Linked DNA regions of Homo sapiens: region 2 is linked to region 1. A link is an interaction called in ENCODE POLR2A ChIA-PET data of the cell type or tissue named here. Cell type or tissue: Panc1. All regions are shown on one strand. Each heading gives the region's core, and the rest is flanking DNA. Links, peaks and the distances in the headings are about the cores only. Region 1 holds the start of LOC124905207 (a long non-coding RNA gene). Region 2 overlaps IL13RA1 (interleukin 13 receptor subunit alpha 1).

Evidence for each region. Peaks named below come from ENCODE experiments on the same cell type or tissue, not always from the same donor. Only the 100,000 strongest peaks of a DNase experiment are listed, where the experiment ranks them.
Region 2: POLR2A ChIA-PET joins it to region 1 with 16 read pairs; 3 of 35 experiments call an interaction of 5 or more read pairs at or near these places.

Annotation. Positions count from the first base shown.
Region 1 is chrX:118,693,424-118,709,437 of GRCh38, reverse strand. It overlaps LOC124905207 (a long non-coding RNA gene), which reads right to left and starts at 11,452. Exons shown (of 2, transcript XR_007068306.1): 1 at 9,709-11,452; 2 at 5,920-6,770. RefSeq lists a silencer at 11,910-12,139. In Panc1, for the core only: no CTCF peak of the experiment used is centred there; a DNase peak (open chromatin) is centred at 6,547.
Region 2 is chrX:118,750,651-118,755,650 of GRCh38, reverse strand. All of the region lies in intron 4 of IL13RA1 (interleukin 13 receptor subunit alpha 1), which reads right to left. Among named protein-coding and RNA genes, the nearest start is that of IL13RA1, 26 kb to the right of the region's middle. RefSeq lists an enhancer at 3,306-3,405. In Panc1, for the core only: a CTCF peak has its summit at 2,258; no DNase peak of the experiment used is centred there.

The sequences.
Region 1 (16,014 bases), core at 4,467-9,466:
TATAGTGTGTATATATATATACACACTATATAGTGTGTATATATAGTATATATAGTGTATATATATAGTGTATATATAGTGTATATATATAGTGTATATATAGTGTGTATATATAGTATATATAGTGTGTATATAGTATATATAGTGTGTATATATAGTATATATAGTGTATATATAGTATATATAGTGTATAGTGTATACATAGTATATACAGTGTATATATAGTATATATAGTGTATGTATATAGTATATATAGTGTATGTATATAGTATATATATAGTGTATGTATATAGTATATATATAGTGTATATATATACACTATATATAGTGTGTATATATATAGTGTATGTGTGTGTATATATATATATATATTGTGTGTGTGTGTGTGTGTGCACGTGTGTGTAGAGATGGAGTCTCACCATGTTGTCTAGGCTGGTCTGGAACTGCTGGGCTCAATCAATCTGCCCAGCTTGGCCTCTCAAGGTGCTGGGATTACAGGTGTGAGCCACTGTGCCCAGCCTGCATTATGTTTTAAAAGGATCACTTTGGCTGTTGAGTTGAGAATAGACTCTAAGGTAGTAAAGAGTGGATACAGGAAGATAAGTTAGAAGGCTATTGTGGTTAGCTAGGCATGAGATAAAAAGTATATTTTGAAGGGAGAGACACAAATATTTAGTGAAGGATTAGATACAAGGTATGAGAGAAAGAGAGAGGCTGACTCAACTCCTAGGTTTCTGGTCTGAGCAATTAATTGAGTGGTGACACCATTTACCGAGATGGGGAATTCTGGGAAAAGAACAGGCTTGTGGGGTAGATTGAGGGTACTGTTCTGGCCAGGTTAAATTTGAGATATGCAATGGGAAAGGTCATAATACAACTGGGCATAATTTTTTTTTTTGAGACAGAGTATTACTCTGTCACCCAGGCTGGAGTGCAATGGTGCAGTCTCAGCTCACTGCAACCTCTGCCTCACGGGTTCAAGTGATTCTCGTGCCTCAGCCTCCCAAGTAGCTGGAATTACAGGTGTGAGCCACCACGCCCAGTTAATTTTTGCGTTTCTAGTAGAGACGGGATTTCGCCGTGTGGCCAGGCTGGTCTCGAGCTCTTAACCTCAAGTGATCCACCCGCCTCAGCCTCCCAAAGTACTGGGATTACAGACGAGAGTTACTGTACCTGGCCAGGCATAATATTTTTGAGATTAGAGAAATCTGGGTTGGAAACTCAAATTTGGGAGCCATAAGCCTATATATATGACCATGAGATTGGATGAGATCAGGAAAGGCAGCAGGGAGGTTGGTAGATTTGGCAGTGGGAGGAGGATACTCTCTTCTGATTCCAGTTTTTTTTTCAGTGCAATGAGAAAGAAGATCATTTGCTGACAGTGAGATGCAGAAGAGGAAACAAGGTTTGAGGAAAGGGGAGATGATATTAAATAGCTATTTGTGATGTTGTTATATTTTACATTTCTAGGTGTTTGTTGTGGAAAGGGTTTTTGTGTTATTCATTGAGCAAGTTTTGCTGTCATAGCTCACTTTTGTAATGAAGAGAAAGGTAATTTTATTTTATTATTATTATTTCTTTGAGACGGAGTCTACCTCTGTCACCCAGGCTGGAGTGCAGTGGTGCGATCTTGGCTCACTGCAGCCTCGACCTCCTATGCTCAGGTGATCCTCCCACCTCAGCCTCCCGAGTAACTGGGACTACAGGTATGTGCCACCACACCCAGCTAATTTTTTTTGCATTTTTGTAGAGATGGGATTTCACCATGGCTGGTCTTGAACTCCTGACCTCAAGTGATCCGCCTGCCTTGGCCTCCGAAAGTGCTGGGGTTACAGGTGTGAGCCACTGCACCCGGCCAGTAATTTTAAATTGAAAGATAAGTAGATAACAATCATCCTGTCGAAAATCAGGCAGAAGATGTTTTATTAAGACATTGACTGGCTGGGCATGGTGGCTCATGCCCATAAATCCCAGCACTTTGGGAGGCCGAGGTGGGAGGATCACCTGAGCCCAGGAGTTCGAGAACAGTTCTGGGCAACATGGCAAGACTCTCATCCCCACAAAAACATTTAAAAAGTAGAACAATAAGTAAATAAAAGAAACTGATTAGACACCATAGAAAAAGGAAACAATCACAAATTTGAAATGTTCCTTTTTTTTTTTTTTGAGACAGAATCTCACTCTGTCACCCAGGCTGGAGTGCAGTAGTGTAATCTCAGCTCACTGGAACCTCTGCCTCCTGGGTTCAAGCAATTCTCCTGTCTCAGCCTCCCGAGTAGCTGGGATTACAGGCACCCGCCACCACGCCCAGCTAATTTTTATGTATTTTAGTAGAGACGGAGTTTCATCAGGTTGGCCAGGCTGGTCTGGAACTCCTGACCTCAAGTGATCCACCTGCCTTGGACTCCCACAGTGCTGGGATTACAGGTGTGAGCCACAGTGCCCGGCCTGAAATGTTTCTTATATTCCAGTAATTGAATAAAATAGGAACTAGATTGGATTTCCTCTTTTTCCCCTTTACACAGAAGGAATGACATCAAAGAGTGGTTTACCTAATGTCTCTTGCTCGCTGTCACCATGATGTGGTGACTGTCATCATGTAGGTGGCACTAGCTCCCTTGATATTTGCCCGCCGGTCATGTTTCCAGACAAGAATGCTATTGCTGTCCAATGCCTCATCAAAGGTATAGATGGGGCAGAGAACTAGAAATTGAGGAGCAAACACCTCAAATGTCCTTGGCAGATTAGCTGGGTCCTAGCCACATGCAGATGTGTGGTTCCAAGTGAAAGCAGATCTGAATATCCAGTGTGGAGACCACTGGAAAGAAGGGGCCAGACATAGTCCAGCCAGCCCCTGAGGTTAGAAACAGCCAGCATGCTCTCAAATGCTGTCTCCCACTCTCTGCTTTGTAGACCCTTTCACTGGAGGTAGCTGATAGAGCATCATATGCCCTCTCTTCCCAGGCCACAGCAGAAAATGGTGGCATGCATTAACATATTATTTATCCAGTGCCAGCTGAAGGAAGGGGCAAACTAATCTGTAACTTATGCTATACACTATAAGGAACTTAAAAAAACATGGGAAGGACATGTACTTCCATGTACGATAGTTGTAGAGGATCTTTCCTTGTAGTTTTCAATTTTGCTTAACTGTCTATGTCAGAAAGCAAAATGGGCCTGGCGCGGTGGCTCATGCCTGTAATCCCAGCACTTTGGGAGGCCAAGGTGGGCAGACCACTTGAGGTCAGGAGTTTGAGACCAGACTGGCCAACAGGGTAAAACCACGTCTCTACTAAAATACAAAAAAAAAAAAATAATAAATTAGCTGGGCTTGGTGCGTGCCTGCAATCCCAACCACTCTGGAGGCTGAGACAGGAGAATCGCTTGAACCCAGGAGGTGGAGAGGTTGCAGTGAGCCGAGGTTGTGCCACTGCACTCCAGCCTGGGTGACAGAGCGAGACTGTGTCTCAAAAATTAAAAAAAAAAAGCAAAATGGACAAGTACCTGAACTAAAATGATGTAAAGATGGATGAAGAGATTCAATAACCATTTAAAAAGTGAGATCTCCAGGCATGGTGGTGCACACCTGTAGTCCCAGCTATTCAGGAGGCTGAGGCAGGAGGATCACTTGAGACCAGGAGTTTGAGACCAGCCTGAGCAACATAGTAAGGCCCCCTTCTCAGATAAAAAAAAAAAAAAAAGAAAACAAAGTGAGATTGTTGGACTTGTCTGATCAGATGTGGGGAAGGGAGGAGAGTGAGGATTCTAGAGCAGCAAGCTCTTCATATACCAAATCTAGCCCACCTACTTTTGTACAACCTGTAAGCTAAGAGTGGTTTATTACATTTTTAAGTGGTTGGAAAAAACTCAAAAGAATATCTTGTAACATATGAAAATGACATGACATCCAAATTTTAGCACTCACACAATTTGACTGGAATATAGCCCTGCCCATTTCTTACATATTGTTCAGTAGCTGTTTTCATCCTGCAGCAGCAGTTGAGTAGCTGCAGCAGAGAGTGTATGGCTTGCAAAGCTTCACATATTTCTTCTTTTTTTTTTTTTCTGAGACGGAGTCTCACTCTGTCGCCAGCTTCACATATTTCTATAAATAGTCCTTTATAGGAAAAGCTTACTGACCACTAGTCTAGGTGACTTGTAAATTTCTGGCCAGTGTCACTGGATAGGAAGGGGTGTCCTCAACTGAGACGGAGAACAGAGGAGGAGGAGCAGGTTGAGAGGAAAGAGGAGCATGGTGATTGTGAGGTGCCTGTGGATCACCTAAGGAGAGAAGCTCAGCAAACAGCTGGGTGTCAGGCTCTCGAACTTGGAGAGAGGCCCCACTGTAAACTGAGTAGGTGAATTTCGCCATTCTTCCACTACTCCAGAAGTGAATTTCTAAATTTTCAGAGTCTCTTCCCATTAATTTGGTAAGGGGCTTAAAGCTCTAATTTTATCTTCAATCTCAGTAGTTGGTTTAGAAATAAAGTCTTACTGTCTTATAGAATCCTAAAGACATGGCACAGGGTGGATGAAGACTACAGGGCTTTTAAGAATTTGAGAAGCTGGAGTTATCTACAATTTAGTCTGCCATCTTACTAGGATGTAAGGGCTTATGGCTGTTCAAAAGCTGCAACTTTGCCTTTTCCTGTTTAAATTATAGCTTAGTGCTGCGGAAAAGGCATGAATGGATCTTCTGATTTTGGTGCTCTAGGTTGCACATAGGCAGAGGGAAGAAAACTGAAACCAAAAAGGCAGCTTTTTTTTTCTTTTTTTTTTGAGACGGAGTCTTGCTCTGCTGCCAGGCTGGAGTGCAGTGGCGTGGTCTTGGCTCACTGCAACCTCCGCCTCCTGGGTTCAAGCAATTCTCCTCCCTCAGCCTCCCAAGTAGCTGGGATTATAGGCACACACCACCATGCCTGGCTAATTTTTGCATTTTTAGTATAGATGGGGTTTCACCATGTTGGCCAGGCTGGTCTTGAACTCCTGACCTCGTGATCCACCCACCTCGGCCTCCCAAAGTGCTGGGATTACAGGCATGAGCCATGGTGCCTGGCCAAGGCAGCATTTTTATATTCCTGAATTCACATGGATTCCTTCTGAAAACAATTGTTGTTTGTAATATAAAAAATAATAAGGCCGGGCACGGTGGCTCATGCCTGTAATCCCAACACTTTGGGAGGCTGAGGCGGGCAGATCACTTGAGGTCAGGAGTTCAAGACCAGCCTAGCCAACATAGTGAAACCCTGTCTCTACTAAAAATACAAAACTTAGCCGGGAGTGGTGGCGGGTGCCTGTAATCCCAGCTACTCGGGAGGCTGAGGCAGTAGAATCGCTTGAACCCAGGAGGCGGAGGTTGCAGTGAGCCGAGATTATGCCATTGCACTCCAGCCTGGGCAACAGAGTGAGACTCCGTCTCAAAAATAATAATAATAATAATTATTATTATTATATTGGGGAGAGAGTTAGAAAATTACCTATCAGGTACAATGTTTACTATTTGGGTAATGGCTATACTAGAAGCCCACTCCCAGTACAGAATATACTCATGTAACAGACAAGCACATGTACCCCCTGAATCTAAGATACAATAGAAGCAATATCAGGCCAGGCGCAGTGGCTCATGCTTGTAATCCCAGCACTTTGGAGGCCGAGGCAGGCGGATCACTTGAGGACAGGAGTTTGAGACCAGCCTGGTCAACATGGCAAAGCCCTGTCTGTACTAAAAATACAAAAATTAGCTGGGCGTGGTGGCACACACCTGTAATCCCAGCTACTTGGGAGGCTGAGGCAGGAGAATCACTTGAACCTGGGAGGCAGAGGTTGTAGCGAGTGGAGATCACGCCACTGCACTCCAGTCTGGGTGACAGAGCGAGACTCCATTTCAAAAAAAAAAAAAGAAAAAAGAAACAACATCAATTCCTCTGGACACCATTTATTTGTGAAAAAAATAGTTTGAACACTTATCCCCAAATCATGTCATTTTAGGAAGCTTGATAACAGAGGTAGAGGTGGGGACTGCAAAGACCTGGGTGTGGGCCTGAAAAAGGAGGCTGGGTACCATGTAGCAATTGCCTTCAGGTGTTAGTGAGCTGAGTTTTTCCTCCTCCTTCCTCCCCTTTTTATTCTCTTAGATCTCTCTTCTTTTTCCCTTGATTCCTCTCAAAGTGGTGGCTTGAGTGTGAACTGTTACACCAGATTCTCTGGGTTCAAATTCCAGCATTGCCACCGATTGTGTGATCTCAAACAAGTTATCTAGCTTTGCTGTGCCTTAGTTTCCCCATTCATAAAATGAGGGATATGTGTCATTACCTAACAAAGTTGTAGTGATCATTGAAGGATTTAATTTAGAACAGTGCCGGGCATGCATTTAAGCATTGTACGAGTTATTAACATCACAATTCCCTTCCACACCCTGCTTTCTTTTGTCATTATTTACTGTCCTGTGATGAGCCCACTTAAATGACTGCCTAAGCATGATTCTTGTTTTATGAATGCCGCAGTTGTTGCGGTTTGCTTAGTTGTGGTTCTATGTTTGAGTTAACCAGAGTAACATAAACCTCTGTGACTCAGGGGTGAGTTCTCAGCTGGACAAGTTAATTCTTTGTGTTAGCCACCTTGGTAAAAAGGTCTGTCTCTCAAACGAACAAAAAACAAAACAAAAAAACAACCAAACAAGCAAACTTGAACTGGGAGAGCCTTTCTTGGCATGTCTAGTAAAACACTCTTTCCATCTTCACCACGATGTCAAGATGTCTAGAAGGCACCTCCTGTGGGGAGAAGTAGGTTTATGGGGAGTAAGAAGCAGAGAGAAAAAGCAAGGAACCCAGATAAAGTGTCTCTGAAGTTGTACCAACCTTTTTTTAGACTAGATATCTCAGATGTTTATCATTTTGTTTCTTCTTAGAGTTTAAAAAAGATATTTCCTCCTTTGTCTAGTATTAATTCATATTTATTTAATAATAAAATTGAACATTAGTTCCTATGTTTATTGACCACTTGAATTTTTTCTTCTGCAAATTGCCTATTCACGTTCTTTACCCATTTTCTTTTCTTTCTCTTTTTGAGAAGGAGTCTTTTTCTGTTGCCCAGGCTGGAGTACAGTGGCATAATCTCAGCTCATTGCAACCTCCGCCTCCTGGGTTCAAGCAGTTCTCCTGCCTCAGTCTCCCAAGTAGCTGGGATTACAGGCTTGTGCTACCATGCCCAGCTAATTTTTAGTATTTTTAGTAGAGATGGGTTTTCCCCATGTTAGCTGGTTTCGAACTCCTGACCTCAGGTGATCCACCCACCTCAGCCTCCCAAAGTGCTGGGATTACGGGTGTGAGCCACTGCACCCAGCCTACCCGTTTTCTTATTGAGAAATTTCATCTTATTGATTTGTAAGAGCTCTTTTTATAGTAAGAATATTTATCCTTATCCTATCATGTATACTACAAATATTTTACTATTATTTTCCTTTTGACTTTATAATTTTTTTTTTTTTTTTTTAGACAGAGTCTCGCTCTGTCGCCCAGGCTGGAGTGAAGTGGTGCAATCTTGGCTCACTGCAAGCTCCGCCTCCAGGGTTCAAGTGAATCTCCTGCCTCAGCCTCCTGAGTAGCTGAGACTACAGGCACATGCCACTGTGTCCAGCTAATTTTTGTATTTTTAGTAAAGACTGGGTTTCACCATGTTGGCCAGACTGGTCTCGAACTAGCCTCAGATGATCCTCCCACCGTAGCCTCCCAAAGTGCTGGGACTACAGGTGTGAGCCACCATGCCCAGCCTATAATCTTTTTAAATTTAAATTTTATATGATCAAATGTATTAATTGCTTTTCCTTTTGACTTCTGGTTTTTAAGTCTTCTTTAGAAAGACTTTCCTCACCTCTACTGCACATATAATAATCTATGCCCAGTTTTAGTTTTTAAAGGATCTTGTCTTTTACATTTAAATCTCTAATCAATTTGAAATTTATTTTTGTGTAAATAGAGAGCCCTTAAATTTTGTGCATAAGGCCGGGTGCAATGGCTCATGCCTGTAACCTCAGCACTTTGGGAGGCGAAGGCGGGTGGATCATTTGAAGTCGGGAGTTCCAGACCAGCTTGGCCAACATGGTGAGACCCCATCTCTACTAAAAAATACAAAAATTAACCAAGTGTGGTATCACGCACCTGTAATCCCAGCTACTGAGGAGGCTGAGGCAGGAGAATCGCTTGAACTTAGGAGGTGGAGGTTGCAGTGAGCCAAGATTGTGCCACTGCACTCCAGCCTGGGCAACAGAGCGAGACTCCGTCTCAAAAAAAAAAAAAAAAGGTGCAAATGCTTACCTAATTATTCCAACACCATTTATTGAATGATCTTGACACTGTTATTTCTTGAAATACAACTTTTTTTTTTTTTTTTTTTTTTGAGACCAAGTTTTGTTCTTGTTGCCCAGGCTGGAGTGCAATGGCACGATCTTGGCTCACTGCAACCTCCACCTCCTGGGTTCAAGCGATTCTCCTGCCTCAGCCTCCGGAGTAGCTGAGATTACAGGCTTGTGTCACCATGCCCAGCTAATTTTTAGTATTTTTAGTAGAGATGGGGTTTCCCCATGTTAGCTGGTTTCGAACTCCTGACCTCAGGTGATCCACCCACCTTGGCCTCCCAAAGTGCTGGGATTACGGGTGTGAGCCACTGCGCCCGGCAGAAATCCAACGTTTATCATACACATTTTTATATACATACAGATTCTGTGTCCTATTACATCCTTCTGCCTATTTCTCTATTAGTAAATGTCCAATTTATTTTTAGGTTTAATTTTTATGGGTAAAATGTTCAATTTTAATTAGCTACATTATTCATTTTAATGTCTGCCAGGGCTCCTTACTCCTCTTCTTTGGTATTTTCTTAGCTGTTTTTACATCTTGATTCCTTCTGATAAATTTTATTTTTTATTTCAATTTTCCTTTTTTTGAGACAGAGTCTTGCTATGTTGCCCAGGATAGTCTTGAACTCTTGGCCTCCAGCAATCCTTCCACCTTGGCCTCCTGAGTAGCTGGGACTTCAGGTGCTTCTGATAAATTTTATAATCATTTTGCCAAGTTAAAAAAAAAAATCCTGGCCAGGTGCAGTGGCTCATGCCTGTAATCCCAGCACTTTGGGAGGCCGAGGCAGGCGAATCACGAGGTCAGGATTTCGAGACCAGCCTGGCCAACGTGGTGAAACACTGTCTCTACTAAAAATACAAAAATTAGCCGGGCGTGTTGCACCTATAATCCCAGCTACTGGGGAGGCTGAGGCAGGAGAATCGCTTGAAACCAGGAGTCGGAGGTTGCAGTGAGCCAAGATCGTGCCACTGCACTCCAGCCTGGGCAAGAGAGCAAAACTCCATCTCAAAATAATAATAATAATAATAATAATAATAATAATAATAATAATAATAATCCTTCTGGGATTTTGACTAAGGTGGCATTGAATTGACAGATATTAAGGAGAGAAGTCACATATTTATAATTCTAACAAAATATGTCTCTCCATTGATTTGGGAGTTTGTTTTTGTCCTTCAGTAGACAAGTCCTCCCGACTTACTGCTTCTCCTTCAGGGCTAATAACTTAGAGGTCTTAGGTTTTGTTTTATTAAATAAACTATACTGCTTCATAGGTGGTAGTAGCAATGACATTGTAATTGTATGGCCTAGTTAACTTGGATGGTTTCTAGTAATGAGAAAGCCTTTACTTCACCGGAAAGTGAAAGGGATAGCCACGGAGATCATGAAGCAGATCCTGAGCACCTTCAGGTTCTTGAGTATGGCCAACCTGCAGATGAAGTGCAGAGTTAGGAATGAAGGTTGAGCAGACCACCATTACTTGTGGCATGCAAACATGTGAGGGGGCAGACAGATGTAAATGAGGGTACAAACAGCTATTAATGGGAGAGATCTCCTAGTGGATTTATTGGTGAGTTGACCAGCAAAAGGCTCCTTGAAGACAAACCAGCGGTGGAGTAGGCATCACACATTCCAGTGAGGCAGGCATTCCTTCTAGCCAGTGTTTTTCAACATCTGCACTATTGATAGCAGGAGCCAGGTGAGTTTTTGTTGTAGGAGGCTAGCTGTGCATAGTAGGATGTTTAACAGCATCCCTGGCCTCTACCCACTAGGTGTCAGTGGCAACCTCTTTGCCCCAGTTGTGACAACCAAAAATGTCTCCAGGCATTGCTAAATGTTCCCTAGGGGGTAAAACCACCCCCAGTTAAGAACCCCTCCTCTAAGATCTCAGGGACAGTGGAGCAAACAACCAAAAAATGAGCATGTGGGGTCAGTGAGTAGAATGACAGTGGTAAGGGTGGGGGGGTCTAGGTAGTTCAGTCTTGGCCAGTCGGCCTCCCAGAAAGGGGAAGTGAAAGATACCCTACCCTCATTGGGCCACATCTTGGTAGAGGGGGTGGAGTAGCTGACTTCCTAAGGATGTGCCAACATCAGAGCAGGAGAAGGAAGAAACAGAACGAGGGCAGAAACTAACTTACTCATATCCATCTGAAAGAAGACATCCTTGCTGGGGTAAATCTTCCAGGAAGGGAGACTGAAGGTAGAGAGGGAGCCAACTCAGAGAAAAATTTTAGATCTTGGGTGGAGAGAAGGAAATTACAGTAAGTTCCACCTCACAACATTTATCTAATGGAGAAGACTCATCAGATCCTAACTAAACGTGTTTTTCCGAGTTGCAGCATCTGCAGTGACTTGCTAAAATGCCCTTTGGTGAGATGAGCTGGAGTTACACGTCATGGTTGTGGAAATTGATTCAGCCAGGAAGTGGACACTGGGAAATTGTCTTGAGTGTGCACAATATAGGAATGTGAGGGTGCTCCTGGAAAGATAAAGCAACTAAGTTGTCAGGGAGGACAGGGCTTAGGAGAGTACTGTGAGATAGGGGTCAGTGCTTTACTAGAAAGCAACAAAAAGGTAGACCTCAACTCCAAGCCCCATTACCTAAGTGAGAATGAAATGTCTTCAAATAATATTGGTTGGGCCAAGTTTCCCTTAAAGGGTGTCTGTCGTTACAGAGAAGTGGGTAGGAGGTGGGGAAGGGGAACTCTGAAAACCTTTCTGATCTACTTGAGAGCCATAAAATAGCAATCTGTGACCAGTGACAGGGAAATCCAAATGAGGGGAATAAATTAAACTTAACTGTAGGAGACTGTGTATGAGAGGCTCTCTATGGAGGGAATACTGAGCAAGTCCCACTAGTTGAATTTCAAATCCAAAACCACTTTCTGTGTAGTTCTGGTAGTGTAACAAAGCCAAAGGAAGTGCCAGTAAGCAGAGAAATCCTATAGTTAGGTGGCACATGGGAATTTTCATCAATCCTCAGATGCACAAGAAAGCCATAAAGATAAGCCACTGGCTTTGTTCAAGAAGACAGACACAGGGCCGGATGCAGTGGCTCACGCCTGTAATCCCAGCACTTTGGGAGGCTGAGGCGGGTGGATCACTTGAGATCAGGAGTTCGAGACCAGCCTGGCCAACATGGTGAAACCCCATTTCTACTAAAATTACAAAAATTAGCTGGGCGTGGTGGCGTGCACCTGTAGTCCCAGCTATTTGGGAGGCTGAGGCACGAGAATCACTTGAACCCAGAAGGCGGAGGTTGCAGTGAACCGAGATCGCACCACTGCACTCCAGCCTGGCCGACAGAGCGAGACTCCATCTCAAAAAAAAAAAAAAAAAAAAAAAAAAAAAAGAAAGAAAGAAAAGAAAAGAAAAAAAAAGACAGACACAGGAGCAGGGCTGATATTCAGCCAAGATGCGCCAGTATGGCAGTACTAGTTGCTAACAGCCAGCATCTGTGTATATTTGTTGGTACTTATACCACCACACAGAAAACAATGTCCCTTCATGGGGGAACAGATCTTCACCATATGGTGAGATCAACGGAGGCCAGAGGTGACCTGTAAGATATCAAATGGCAAAAATTGCCTGACCTTGACCCATCCATTACCCCTACCTGGATGGAGGGATGGGCCCAGAGACACAGAGGGTATCATGGCTGGTAAAATTATCCTATGCTGTGGGGGAAAGATTACAGTTATAAATAACACATATATAGATGTAACAATTACGTAGATGTGCCAGGCAGCATTCCTTTTTTAAAAAAATTATTTTTATATTTTTAGTGACAGAGTCTCGCTTTTGTCACCCAGGCTGAAGTGCAGTGGCACGATAGCTCACTGCAGCCTCAAACTCCTGGGCTCTTCCAGGAGTGATCCTTCCACCTCAGCCTTCCAGAGTGCTAGGGTTAAAGGCACACACCACCATGCCCAGTCCAGGCATCATTCTCTATGCTTTATATACTTGGCTTCATTGAATCCTCACGATGTTAGGAGGTAGGGACAATTCATACCTGCATTTTACAGGTGAGGAAATGAAGACCTAGAGGGGTTAAGTAATGTGACCAAGGTCCCACAGCTTGGTAAATGACAAAACTGGGATTCTGACCCAGTCAACCTGCTTCAGAATTTGTATACTTAACAAATGTGCTGTACAGTAGGGATGCCAAAACTCTCAAGATGAGAATAATCATTAGAGGGAGAGCAGCCAAAACACCCAGGTAGGTATGGGTACCCCTAACTACCCCCCTCCCCCGGCAGCATCCCCCCAACCCAACAGTCTCATCTAGCGTCACAGAGCTATAATGAAATAAACTTGGAGGCCATCACGGTAGTGGCAGTTCTAATAAAAATGAGAAAAATCACAAGATGGTTAAACCAATGGGGAGAGCTGGAATTTCCCCTCCTGAAGATATTCCAGGGCTAAAACTTCAATTCTGAGTTTTGTTTCTACAACAAAGAAGAGGTGGTGGTGGTTAGAGAGGTTACTTTGTTTTAAAAAATAAAACATTCTGTGTAAATATCCAAAATCATTTCCATGAAAATTTCTCTTCAGAAAGGAGGATGAAGAGAAGTGGGTTAAAGGGTACAGTTAGATAGACGGAATAAATTCAATGTTTGATAGCAGAATAGGGTGACTACAGTTAAAACAAAAATGTACTTGGGAGATGGACACCTTAAACACCCTGACTTGATCACTATGCATTACATACATGTAACAAAATTTCACATGTACCCTACAAGTTTGTACAAATAATGTGGGTACATTTTTAAAAATTCTCTTACATGTGACCTGAACTGTATTCAGCTGGCTCTGTGACTACTTGGGAGTTGCTGTGGAACAAACTGCAGCAATGCTTTCTTCTGGAAGTCTTTCATTTTCTTTATGATTATTATTCTTTTTTTAGACAGGGTCTTACTCTGTCACCCAGGCTGGAGTGCAGTGGCATAATCTTGGCTCACTGCAACCTCTGCCTCCCAGGCTCAAGTTTCCTTCCCACTTCAGCCTCCTGAGTAGCTGGGACTACAGGTGCATGCCTCCACACCTGGCTGATTTTTTGTATTTTTAGTAGAGAGGTGGTTTCGCCATGTTGCCCAGGTTGGTCTCAAACTCCTGGGCTCATGTGATCCTCCCACCTTGACCTCCCCAGTGCCGGAATTACAGGAGTAAGCCACCATGCCCGGCTTCATTTTCATTTTCCTTGTTCTGATAGGGATAATTTTGTCAACTCCACCTTTCTTTCTCTCTAATCCTCTTTCATTGCATGTGTATTTGTGTCTAGATTTAGTTTGGGATGGGGAGGGAGGACATAGTACTATTACATGATATCATCGTGGCTCTGAAGGTATCTCAAATCCTGACTATGCCACAGAAGAATTCTGAAATAACCCACTGCATGAGTACTATAGGAGCTGGTCAGCTTTGCATTGAACATAATTCCACATCTATAATGGCTTAGCTTTTGCTTCTCAATCAACATATTAATTGTTACAATATATCAGTACTAGGAACTATTACTCACATTCATCAGAGACATAAGATGTCTCTCTTCAAGAATACAGAATTTGGAAGATTCGTTATTGACAGAAGAAGACTACTTTTGAATTATCTTTTAGATTATAACATCCCATCTGCATTATCTGCCTGTGAAATATTGCCTTGATCATTCATATACCTGGTTCACAGTGGGTGGTCAATAAATGTGTGATGGATGAATGAATGGTCTACAGCTTCCACACTGCAGCCTTTACCTGCTCATATGATAGTTTTCACTGATTTTCTATGAAAGGCACATGCAGTAAGCATGCAGGATGAGAAGTCTAGAGCCTGTAAGACTCAATTCTAGGAGATCTACTAAAGTAATGACTATTACAAAACACTATGGTATATAAAGAATGAGACTTGTCGATCAGAAATTGACTGAGGTTGGCTGTAAAGGTTTTCTATCAAGAGGATGAAGAAAATTGAGCATAAGTTTTCTGGACAAAAAGAAAAAGCTGATTTAACTTGGCTTGTGTCTAAGACCAAAACAGGATGAGAGAGTCTGAGAAAAAACATATAAAGAATGTTACCTGATTTTATATGCACTTTATTATTTTTGCTTTGCATATTGTGTACTACGGATGGTTTTAATTGTTGGAATTCATATAATGATAAAAATAAAGAAGTTAATTTTTTAAACTTCCTGTTAAAAACTTGGCCTAAAGTACTTCCTCAACACAGACACGCTAGTGGCAGTTCTAATAAAAATGAGAAAAATTCATGGCATTTCCTCCATGAAGCCTTTTTCAGTCTACATCTATAAAGACTCTGCCTTTTCAAGCACTTGTAACTACCACTGATTTGCTATTATCAGACTTCTTCATAATACTTTGAGACCGAGTCTTGCTCTGTTGCCCAGGGTGGAGTGCAGTTGTGCGATCTCGGCTTACTGCAACCTCCGCCTCCCAGGTTCAAGCGATTCACCTGTCTCAGCCCTCCCCCACCCCCGCACCCCCCACCCCAGTAGCTGGAATTACAGGCGTGCCACCAGGCTTGGCTAACTTTTTGTATTTTTAGTAGAGATGGGGTTTCACCATGTTGGCCAGGTTGGTCTCAAACTCCTGACCTTAGGTGATCTACCTGCCTCGGCCTCCCAAAGTGCTGGGATTATAGGCATGAGCCACCATGCCCGGCCCATAATATCTTTTTAATGTGACTATTTGTTATCTCCCTCAACCACAGTCTCTCCGAGTTCTGGGATATCTGCCCACAATACCTTGCACATAATAAAGGCTCCAGGGGTGCTGTTTATCTAAACTGGCTTTATTTCCTTGAGACTGCTCAAGCACTTATCCTGTGCTAGGTTCTGGGAAAACAGAGGTGGAAAAGTTCAGATCCAGACTCTACCCATATGGAGGTTACCTTTTAAATGAAAAAGTGGAAAAGATGAACCCTTTTTAGTCTCTAGAAAGTTGCAAGAAGTTGAAGCAGAAGACCAAAGGAAAAAGTAGAGTTGAAAACAATAGACTATAAATCAGGATACCGTGACCTCATCTCTAATTTCCTGCGTGTCTTGAGTGCATTTCTTAACCATTTATGCATCCATTTCCTTATATGTGATACAGGATCACATGAAGAATTGATTCCTATATGACATATATAAGGAGAATTGGATCAGAAAATAGATGCAAAACATGTTGGAGGAAACTTCCTGAACCAGATAAAAAGCATCCATAAAAAACCCACAGGTAACACCATACTGAAAGGTGAAAGACTGAAAGCTTTCTCCCAAAGATCAGGAACAAGACAAGGCTATCTGCAATTCTGCTACTCAATATTATACAGGAAGTTCTAGCTAGGTTCTAGGTAACAAAATAAAATAAAAGACATCAAGATTTAAAAAGAAGTAAAACTATATCTGCAGATGATATGATCTTATGTATAGAAAAACCTAAAGAAGCCACCAAAAACACGATTAAAGCTAATACAGAAATTCAGCAAGATTTTGGGATATCAGATCAATATACAAAGACCATTTGTATTTCTATAAACTAGCAATGAACAATCCAAAAATAAAATTAAGAAAACAAATCAGGCCGGGCGCAGTGGCTCATGCCTGTAATCCCAGCACTTTGGGAGGCTGAGGCAGCTGGATCACGTGAGGTCAGGAGTTTGAGAC
Region 2 (5,000 bases), core at 1-5,000, 51 kb before region 1:
TATGCTCATGGATCTCAGATAATGAAATTTTAAAACAATTTTGTTGTAATTTAGAAATAATTATAGAAGGGAAAATACTGGTTCTGAATAGATAACATTTCTTGAATTCTTGTGAAACATTAACCTAAAACAGCAGGTGATTCCTGTTAAAATTTATATACTGAATTCATCTGCAGAGTCACACTGCAGATATGAGAAGGAAATTGACAAATTAAAGACTATTCTCCCAACTCAGAAGATGATTAATGTGGTAAAAAAAAAAAAAATCCCTAAAATTCGCTGGCATGACTAGTCTGAAGCTCTTCAGGCCGGGGTCTGTTCAATGCCAGACTGTCCCTACAGGGACACAAGTCATTGCCCTAGGGCTTCAATGAATTATTTTGATTTCAAAAAATGACTCCAGGCCAGGCGCCATGGGTCACGCCTGTAATCCCAGCACTTTAGGAGGCTGAGGTGGGTGAATCACTTGAGGTCAGGAGTTCCAGACCGGCCTGGCCAACATGGTAAAACCCTGTCTCTACTGAAAATACAAAAATTAGCCAGGTGTGGTGGCACGTGCCTGTAATCCCAGCTACTCAGGAGGTTGAGGCTGGAGAATCACTGGAACTCGGGAGGCAGAGGCTGCAGTGAGCCGAGATCGCACCACTGCACTCCAGCCTGGCGACAGAATGAGACTCTGTCTCCAAAAAAAAAAAAAAGAAAAAAAAAAAAAAGAAAGACTCCGTATTTTATGGTTGGGGGTTAGGGAAAACAGTCTCTGGCAGTTTGTTTGATGTGATTTATACTGGTACCTAAACCATTTCTGGTGCTTGCTAATGAGCACTGTGTCTTGACTCCCTTTCTTTTGTGGTTTTGATTAGAAAGGATCTATCTAGAGGAGAGCAAGAAAGAAGGAGATATGGGTTAGGTACTAATTCTGTGAGACGGGAAGAGGCCAGCGCTGTGTACTGACTGCATCTGCAAAGGAGTGGGGATAATAACAATAATAATAATAATAAATAGTATTTTTTTTTTGAGATGGAGTCTTGCTCTGTTGCCCAGACTGGAGTGCAGTGGTGGGATCTCGGCTCACTGCAAGCTCCGCCTCCCGGGTTCACACCATTCTCCTGCCTCAGCCTCCTGAGTAGCTGGGACTACAGGTGCCCGCCACCACGCCTGGCTATTTTTTTGTATTTTTAGTAGAGACGGGGTTTCACTGTGTTAGCCAGGATGGTCTGGATCTCCTGACCTCATGATCCACCTGCCTCAGCCTCCCAAAGTGCTGGGATTACAGGCGTGAGCCACCACGCCTGGCCAATAGTAATAATAGCTATTATGGATTGAGCACTTACTCTACATATGCTAGCAGCTAGTCATGGCTCTAAACACTAGCCCTCACAACAACCTTAAGAAGTAGGCACTATTATTACTATCTCCATTTCACAGATTATGAAACTAAGGCTGAGAGAGAAGGGACTTACCCAAAATCACACTAAAGTAAGGAAGAGAGCCAGGATTTCAACCCAAGCAGTGTGGCTCCAGAAAGAATAAGCTGTGGGGTGGTAAGGGGATAAGATACAGAATCTATACCAGCACCATCCAACAGAACTTTCTGGGATTATGGAAATGGTCGCTATCTGTGCTGTCCAATACAAGAGCCACTCATCACTTGTGAAAGTGGTTGGCGAGACTATGCAACTGAAGTTTTAATTTGATTCAATTTTAATTGATTTAAATTAAAATGTAACTAGCCACATGTAGCCAGTGGCTCCTATACTGGATGGCACAGAACTACACTACAGAAAGATCCCCTGCTGATGACCAGCTCTGGGACTGTATATGACAAGAAGTAGGCCAGGTGCGGTGGCTCATGCCTATAATCCCAGCACTTTGGGAGGCCGAGACGGGCTTGAGCCCAGGAGTTCGAGAGCAACCTGGGCAACATAGCAAAACCCCATCTCTACAAAAAACACAAAAATTAGCTGGGCATGGTGGTACACACCTGTGATCCCAGCAACTCAGGAGGCTGACATGGGGGGATGGCTTGGGCCTGGGTGGTTGAAGCCGCAGTGGGCAATGATCACACCAACTGTACTTCAGCTTGGGCAACAGAGCAAGACCCTATCGCAAAAAAAAGTAGGATCCTTGATATCTGCCCCCTTGGATGCTAGTGACCCACCACTATCTTGGAATTGCATCTTGAGCGACCTCCAGTGGCTGTGCAGATTGTTCCCTGCAAAAAGACATCAACTGAGGGCTGAAAGCCAGCCCAAGTACCATCTGCTCTCAGCTTTGGTGAGAGCCTGCTTCAGCCCAGAGGAAGAGGAATGCTTTTTCAAATTGGTCAGTCCAGGTTTTTTTGTAATTCATTCACCCAGAGGAAACATTCTTTTAACAATTTGCATTGAGACTTTGTTTTTGCTAGTATATCCCCAAGGCACTTCCCTATTTTTGTCTTAGAAGAACCCCAAGGACTAGGCTACCATCTGCCTCCAGTGCCACCCTGATTCTAATAGCTGGGATAATTTTCTACCCAGTCTGCCATGGAATGAGATACAGTTTTAAGACTTCTTCCCTTCTTTTCCAGTCCCTTATATAGACATAGATTCTTTAAAGGTTTTCCCTGCGGTTTTACCAATAATGATTCCAGGGAAAACAAGAGGGGTTAATAGCATAATAAACACATGGATGCTGCCAACTCACAAGACATCTTAAAAGCCTGTGTAACAGCTCTCCCTAAACTTTACTACAACATCAACAGCCAGGCTACTCCTTCTTAGTAAGGCTTAGTTCTTTGGCCCCTTCTTAGCAATTCTTTAGGGAGCTGGATCTACTCAATCCTTCTCTCTTTTTATTCATGAACCATAATATTCCTCAGTTGCTTATACCTCATAAGTCATCACCGCAACCCTGAATATTCTCTAGCTTTGGATCCTACCAAACATTCACAACTTATTTATGGAATACCTACTATATATCAGGCACCAGGAGAAACAAGACACAGCTCCCGCTCTCAAGAGAAACTGAAGCCTGTAGCAGGCTACCACCAAGTAACAGGAAATGACAACACAATGTGCTGGGTAGTATGACACAAGAAATTGCAAGGTGCCGTGAGACAAGAGGAAGGGACACATGTCTAGACTTGAGAGGTCAAGGAAGGCTTTCTGGAGAGGAAATGGTGTCTGGGCTGAAATAAGGATAAAGACAAATAAGAGGCATCCAAATGAAAAGGAAAGGCCTAGGCTACAAGAGGATGCAGAATGTTTCCACTATTCTGTTTGAATATTCTGTTTGAAATCTAGTGTTGTGTTTGAGTATTTGAAGAAAGCAGTCTGAGGAACTGAAAGAAGTTTGCTGCGGGCGAATGGTAGGCTGCAAGAGGGGCGGGGGTGCATGGAGGCAGATGCAACCGAGTCTGGAGAGGTTGACAGGGGCCAGGTCTGTCATAAAGCGATTTGTCTGTCATGCTGGAGAGTTTGGACTTTAACCTAAAGCCACCAGGGAGCCACTGAAGGGTTTTAAGTAAAGGAGAAACAACAGGTACCAAGAGTGAGCAGGTGAAACTACAAAACCTCAAATGAGATTTACATCAGGGGGGGAAAAAGAAACAGACCTCAGACATAACCACACAGAACTTCTGGCTCCACCTGCAGGATTTCCCAACTTTGCCAGGAGGATCCTTCCACCAGGGAGGAGTGCGGATGTGAATCCTGGGGCAACTTTGGAGGTTTTCATCCAAAAATGTGTGTTACTTTTTTTTTTTTTTTTTTTGCATTCTATTCCATGATATAGCCATGAGTGTTTTAATGTATCAAAAATGCTTTCCATCATGTCATCAGGCAAAATAGACACTCTAGCATGAAAGGCCATGTTTATCCAGTAGCTTCACAAGTCTTGGACATGGCTCTCCACATCCCATTCTCTCAGAAGAAGTCTTAACAAATGACAGTCAGGGAACAAGGCCATGTAGAGGCAGACTGCCTATGCTAGGTCTCCCCTTCTCCACCCTGACATCACAACGATTAAATACCTCCATTTCTCAAAATGCTCTTCCCCAGAGGCCAGCATCAGAGAAACTCCCCCATCTAGGCAGTCTTCCTCCTTCATCAAAGCCTCTCAGTCCCCTCTCCATCCACCCATCCACCTCCCCTCGACCACCACCCCAAGCTCCAACCTAACTTCCCACAGGAATCTATCTATCCCTCTGCAACAGCCTTCAGCATACACTGTCTTACTTAATTTAATGCAGGTCACTGTATCAGGCACTATCTTCTCCTCTATATTTTGAGCTTTAGGAGAGAAGAGATATGTTTTTTGTCTCTGCTGTGCATTCAGTGGTTTATCCACAAAGTGTTCTAAATAAAGGTTTACTGAATTAAACTGGATTAATCTGGTCTTTCTTCCTTGTTCTGTTGCTAATAATTCTAGGCTCTAAAGGGAATGATGGAAGACTAACTTAGAAATTTAACAAACTTTGTAGTAGATATAGTCACAAATACCAAATACTAAAGTATCAAATATCAAAATATCAAAGTTGTTTTGCAGGAAGCTAAACTACTTTTTGAGGCTGGGTGTGGTGGCTCACACCTGTAATCCCAGCACTTTGGGAGGCCGAGATGGGCAGATCACTTGAGGCCAGGAGTTCGAGACCAGCCTGGCCAACACGTTGAAACCCTGTTTCTACCAAAAATACAAAAATTAGCCAGGCATGGTGGTGCATGCATGTAATTCCAGCTGCTTGGGAAGCTGAGGCAGGAGAATCACTTGAACCCAGGAGGCAGAGGTTGCAGTGAGCCTAGATCTCACCACTGCACTCTAGCCTGGGTGACAGAGCAAGACTCTATCTCAAAAACATAAATAAACAAACAAACAACTTTTTGACCCCGGACATATCATTTTCCTTTTTAAAAGTAGACATCAATAACTCATGCATTGCTAGTGGAAATGTAAGGTGAACTAACTTCTTTAGAAAACAGTTTGGCATTAAAAAAAAAAACTAAATAAGCCATTACTATATGACC